Linked DNA regions of Homo sapiens: region 2 is linked to region 1. Evidence: read pairs that join two places in POLR2A ChIA-PET (ENCODE). Cell type or tissue: Panc1. All regions are shown on one strand. Each heading gives the region's core, and the rest is flanking DNA. Links, peaks and the distances in the headings are about the cores only. Region 1 has its middle 48 kb from the start of QTRT2. Region 2 overlaps ZBTB20 (zinc finger and BTB domain containing 20).

Region 1 (2,922 bases), core at 249-2,748:
TCTCCTAAAAAAATATCTTGAAGCCCTAACCCCCAATACCTCAGAATATGGCATTATTTGGAGACAGAGGTTATCAAGTTAAAATGAGGTCATTAGAGTAGGCATTAATATAATCTGACTGGTGTTCTTATAAAAAGGGGAAGTTTGCAGACAGACACACATGCACACACAGAGACAGAGAAAGAGAGAAGAGAGAGAATGCCACAAGAAGATGAGGGCAGAGATCAGTGTGAAATGTGCATGGTGGTGCGTGCCTGTAGTCCCAGCTACTAGGGAGGCTGAGGCAGGAGAATGGCGTGAACCCAGGAGGCAGAGGTTGCAGTGAGCCAAGATCGTGCCACTGCACTCCAGCCTGGTGACAGAGGGAGACTCTGTCTCAAAAAAAAAAAAAAAAAAAAAAATCATATTAGTGTCCTAAAAACCTTTTATCCTATATTTTTACTGTACCTTTTAAAATGCTACACCTGTTTAGGGCACTTACTATGAATGGAGTTTGCAGGACTGGAAGTTGCTGTTAGTCAATGAGTGAATGATAAATGAATATGAAGGCCTAGGACACTACTGTATACTACTGTAGACTGTAGGCTGTGGACTTTATAAACACTGCACATTTAGGCTACACTAAATTTACAAAAACATTTTTATGTTTATGTCTTCAATGATAAGTTAACCTTAGCTTACTGATACTTTTTAACACATTGGACAGCTGGACAAAAATATTTTCTTTCTTTATATACTTATTCTATAAGCTTTTTTCTATTTAAATTTTTTTTAGTTTAGTTATTACTTGTTAAATCTTTTTTGTTAAAAACTAAGACACAAACACATACATTAGCCTTGGCCTACACAGGGTCAGGATCATCCATATCACTGTCTTTCCCCTCCACAGCTTGTCCCACTGGAAGGTCTTCAGGGGCAATTACATGCATGGAGCTGTCATCTCATGTGATAACAGTGCCTTCTTCTGAAATACCTCCTGAAGGACTTGCCTGAGGCTGTTTTACAGTTAACACTTTTTTTATCAGTCAAATTAGCACACTCTAAAATAACAAAAAGTATAGTACAGTCAATACATAAATCAGTAACATAGTCATTTATAATCGTTATCAAGTATTATGTACTGTTCATATTGCATGTGCTATACTTTTATATGACTAGCAGTGCAGTAGGTTTGTTTACACTAGCATCACCACAAACACATGAGTAATGAGTAATGTGTTGTACTAGAATGTTATGATAGCTATGACATAACTAGGCAATAGGAATTTTTCAGCTCCATTATAATCTTATGAGACCACTGCCATATACGCAGTCTGTCATTGACTGAAACATTGTTATGCAGTGCATGCGTGTACTAAAACTCTGCTGTTGTAGTGCAAAAGCAGCCATAGACAATATGTAAAAGAATGAAAGTAGCTGTGTTCTGGCCAGATGTAGAGGCTCATGTCTGTAATCTCAGCACTTTGGAAGGCCGAGGTGGGCGGATCACCTGAAGTTGGGAGTTCGAGATCAGCCCAGCCAACATTGTGAAACCCCGTCTCCATTAAAAATACGAAAATTATCCAGGTGTGGTGGCACACACCTGTAATTCCAGCTACTCGGGAGGCTGAGGCACGAGAATCACTTGAACTGGGAAGGCAGAGGTTGCAGTGAGCCGAGATCATGCCATTGCACTCTAGCCTGGGCAACAGAAAGAAACTCTGTCTCAAAAAAAAAAAAAAAAAAAAAAAGTATGTAACTGTGTTCCAATAAAACTTTATTTACCAAAACAGGCAGAGGGCTGGATTTGGGCTGGGGTGCATAGTTTGCCCGCCTCTGCCTAGGAAGATAGTCAAGGCCATTTTTCCCAACCTCCTCTAACAAGTCAGGGAGTCACACTCTAGTCCCTGGCTCTGGTTCCCTATCTGTCATAGAATACATTTTGTCTTCTTTAAGGGATATGAAGTGTCAGATGCCACTGCCTGCTCCCAGACCCAGAGCCCAGGAGATCTGTGGCTGCAGCCCCATGCGCTACTTTGCATTTGTTTATTGAAGTCCTAATATGTACTAGGCATTGTGCTGGGTCCCAGAGACATAATAATGAATGATGCAAATATGGTCCTAATCTCACGAAACTTACAGTTTGGTAGTAAAGACAAACATTAAATTAATTCCCGTTTTCTCGAGCTGCTGTTAGTTCACCTCGACCTGTAGTGCGCCCTCGACATGCCAGAGCCAACAAAGTCCGCTCCTGATCCCAATTAGGGCTCCAAGAGGTGGGTGACTACGGCGCAGAAGAAGGACGGCAAGAAACCAAGCGCAGCCGCAAGGCGAGCTACTCCGTGTACTTGCACAAGGTGCTGAAGCAGGTCCACTCTGACACCGGCATCTCCTCTAAGGCCATGGGGATCATGAACTCCTTCGTCAACGACATCTTTGAGCACGTCGCGGGCGAGGCTTCCCGCCTGGCGCATTACAACAAGCGCTCGACCATCACCTCCAGGGAGATCCAGACGGCCGAGCGCCTGCTGCTGCCCGAGGAGGTGGCCAAGCACGCCGTGTCCGAGGGCACCAAGGCCATCACCAAGTATACCAGCGCTAAGTAAACTTGCCAAGGCGGGACTTTCTCTGGAATTTCCTGATCTGACAAAAAAAAGCTTCTTACCAAAAGAAGCACAATGGCCTTCTGTTACCCCATTATCTACTGCAGAGACTGAAGAATGCAACCACACCTGGATGGACTCTTCCACAAGATAAAGCTGGCCTCTTGGTCTCATTCAGATTCCAAAGAGAATCATTTACAAGTTAATTTCTGTCTCTCTGGTCCATTCCTTCTCCCTAATAATCATTTACTGTTCCTCAAAGAATTGTCTACATTACCCATCTCCTCTTTTGCCTCTGAGAAAGGATATATAATCTTCTGTAACCCACTGAGGGGTTGGG
Region 2 (2,922 bases), core at 207-2,706, 340 kb before region 1:
TGCAATCTCTTGGAAAGCTTTCAAACAAGTGGGAGAAGTAATCTTTACTTTGCTTCTCCTTGATCCATCTGTTTGCCCTCACTGTACCACCCGTCACCACCAGCAACCCTGAAAAAAACAACAGTAATAAATATGATACGATAATTTTTCTGATCACAGAACCAGGAAATACCAGAGAAAATTGTGGCATATGTAGGAAAATGCCAAGAGCTTCTCCAGTAAGATCAGCTGTTTTTATACTTTTTTTTTTTCCTCTTGAATTTTGTTTGTGACTTTTTTGGCTTGCTGAAGCACATCCCCATAATCTTACGAAGCCACAGCAAATTCCCAATGCCACAACAATACTGTGCAGCCGGGGAGAGGCCAGAAGAGCTGATCCTGGGTGGCTGCAGGCTTCCCCAGCAATGGTGCAAGGCAGGAGGAGTAAGTAGGCTACTCTTCTTTTCCCTTCTTACCTAGGCTGCCCAACCTGCCAGCTAGAGATTTTCTTTCTGTAGCTTTCTCTTCAACTGTCTGAGACATTTCCTTCAACAACCAATGACTTTCTACTTCCAAGGGATGGTTCATATAGCAAAACATCCATTTTTATTTTATATTGCAACATGGAAAGCTTTGAAATTGGAGGGGCAAAGGAAAGGGGCTCAGGGTATCCGAGAAATATCCCAAATGGCATTAGGCTCAAAGCTGTTTTTCATGGTTGCTCAGGTCTATAACTTTCCTGTTCCCTCCAGAGCCTCTAAGTGGTTGAAAGTAGTGAATGGGATAACTATAGGGTACACACTATGATCTAACTGATTCAGTAGATGGAGCTCTTCTCCTTAAGTCTGTATTTAAATTAACGTCCCACTCTAGTTTGTGGGGCTCTCTCTTTTAAGGTGTGTCATACTACACACATAAAATTGAGGCCTGCATAGCTAGAGAAGAGATTTCCTGGCGCTTTTCAAGAGACATGAAGCATTTGTTCTGAAATGCAAACAGTGCAGGGGAGCACTAGGGTGGGGTGGGAAGGGAAATGGAGTTTACCTATCTAAATTTCTCTCTGTGTTTGTTGATATTCTTAAGTGTGAAATTAAATCCTAGCAGTTATTGTGGAATACACTTATTCATTAGCTAATTTGTAAATGTAGAAAAATATATTGCACATGCAGGATTTTGGTGATATTCATTGCAAATCTTCCAAGCTATCTGAACTGTGCAGATCTCCTTTCATTTAATTCTACAAAAGCATCTTAATACTGTAATGCAGTTGTTTCATCTAATTAGTCTAGAGTACCTGAATAAAATGTTACAAGTTCTGAATTGTGACAGCACAGTGGAGGGCAAAGTAGTGTGTTAGTAAGGTGCCTTTGTGGAAGCCAAAATATTTTCAGCAATAACTGAAAATAGATTTCCAGTATCTGTTTTAATGGGGGAAGAGCTACTTGTTTATTTCTTTTTAAATTAATTGAAATGAATAATTGCCACAGAATTTTTGTCAGTGTTACATTGTTTTCAGTACCAATAGAATAAGTTTGATCATGTCTCTTCCTGGTACCAAGTGGAGAAATATATGTACACTGTATGTAATAAATTATCTTCCTTAGTGGAATGTCTTCTCACAGATTGGAGATATTACTGAATATCTCTTGTTAAATCTTGATAAGATCATTTGGCCAAAGTAGAACTGGTCTTGGCTTTAGTACCAAAAGAAATAGCATTTTTAAAAGACTTGGATTTCCTTTGCATACCACGTGTCTGAGTTTGATACAGTCCAGGAAAATAGAGAGGATGAGATGAAATTATTCCTAAGCAGCCGCCGTAGGCCAAACACTGAAACAGTGCCAACCTGGACCAATCAGGCCGGCTTCTCAGAAGATACATGCTTTTGTCAAACACTTACATGAAGAAAGAGAGAGAGGAAGTTCGTGAAACTGTATTTGTATGAATATTCTTCACTGATTTCAATAAAGTCCAGGGTAATAAATTCGATGATTTTTATTCTTTTGTAAAGCAGAAAATCTGAGTTTTTCTGGGCAGCTAAGGTTCTCTAAATGTTGTACTGTGACATCTTTTAAACAAAACTATCCTTTCGAATTTAAGCAGTGCAAAACTTCTCACAAAGAGCAAAGAGTAAAATTGATGGAAACTCAGAATCAATTCCAAACCCATTTCTGGCATGATGAGAATAACATTTGTGCTGTGTTTAAAGTAGTTTAAAACAAGAAAATGATAAAATGATCAATATACTTAAAGCCAAAAATAACCAGGAGAGAACAATCTGTAATCCATTCTCAGTCTGAAACCCCACACTACTTATTTATTGAACATGAAAATAAACAACTATATATTTTATAAGGTGGCCCTGCAAACCTTATAACATATAAACAGTAATGATGAGATGCCAGGCTTTCAACCCTTTATTTAAGCTATGTGTTTAGAATTTAGTCAGGCAAAAACTCCTGGACTTAAACTATTATACATTTATTTGTTTCTACATACCATGACCATAAAAAGAACAAACGTTAAGGAATATATAGATTGTCGCAGTGAACTACATTGCCACCTTACAGTTTATGTACTCTGTTTGTTTTAAAAAGAAAAAAAGGTTTTAACTACAGCAAAAGAATATTTTAAGTTAGAAAGTCAGTTAATTGATCAATATAGAACAGATTTAATATTTCTTTAAAAATACCTTGACTCCTGACTAATTTATTAAATTCAACACATACATAAATGTAAACCATATATATTTTATACTTATTGCTTTAATGGATTGCTTTAAAAGACTAACTTGACACTAATAAATTTTGAACCTGTGGATTCAAGGTCAGTGAATGCTGCTGTCCAAGTTTACAAAAATCTCTCTAGACTTAAGATTTTGCTCTAATAAATAATTTTCTTACCAATTTTTCAGAGGCACTTAACTGGATATATATTTATCGA

What was found. ChIA-PET counts read pairs that join two places held together with the same protein. Peaks named below come from ENCODE experiments on the same cell type or tissue, not always from the same donor. Only the 100,000 strongest peaks of a DNase experiment are listed, where the experiment ranks them.
Region 2: POLR2A ChIA-PET joins it to region 1 with 15 read pairs; 3 of 35 experiments call an interaction of 5 or more read pairs at or near these places.

What each region holds. Positions count from the first base shown.
Region 1 is chr3:114,102,912-114,105,833 of GRCh38, reverse strand. It overlaps the pseudogene H2BP3. Among named protein-coding and RNA genes, the nearest start is that of QTRT2, 48 kb to the right of the region's middle. In Panc1, for the core only: no CTCF peak of the experiment used is centred there; DNase peaks (open chromatin) are centred at 1,022 and 1,203.
Region 2 is chr3:114,445,610-114,448,531 of GRCh38, reverse strand. The region is part of intron 7 of ZBTB20 (zinc finger and BTB domain containing 20); the gene reads left to right. Among named protein-coding and RNA genes, the nearest start is that of ZBTB20-AS5, 6.5 kb to the left of the region's middle. In Panc1, for the core only: no CTCF peak of the experiment used is centred there; no DNase peak of the experiment used is centred there.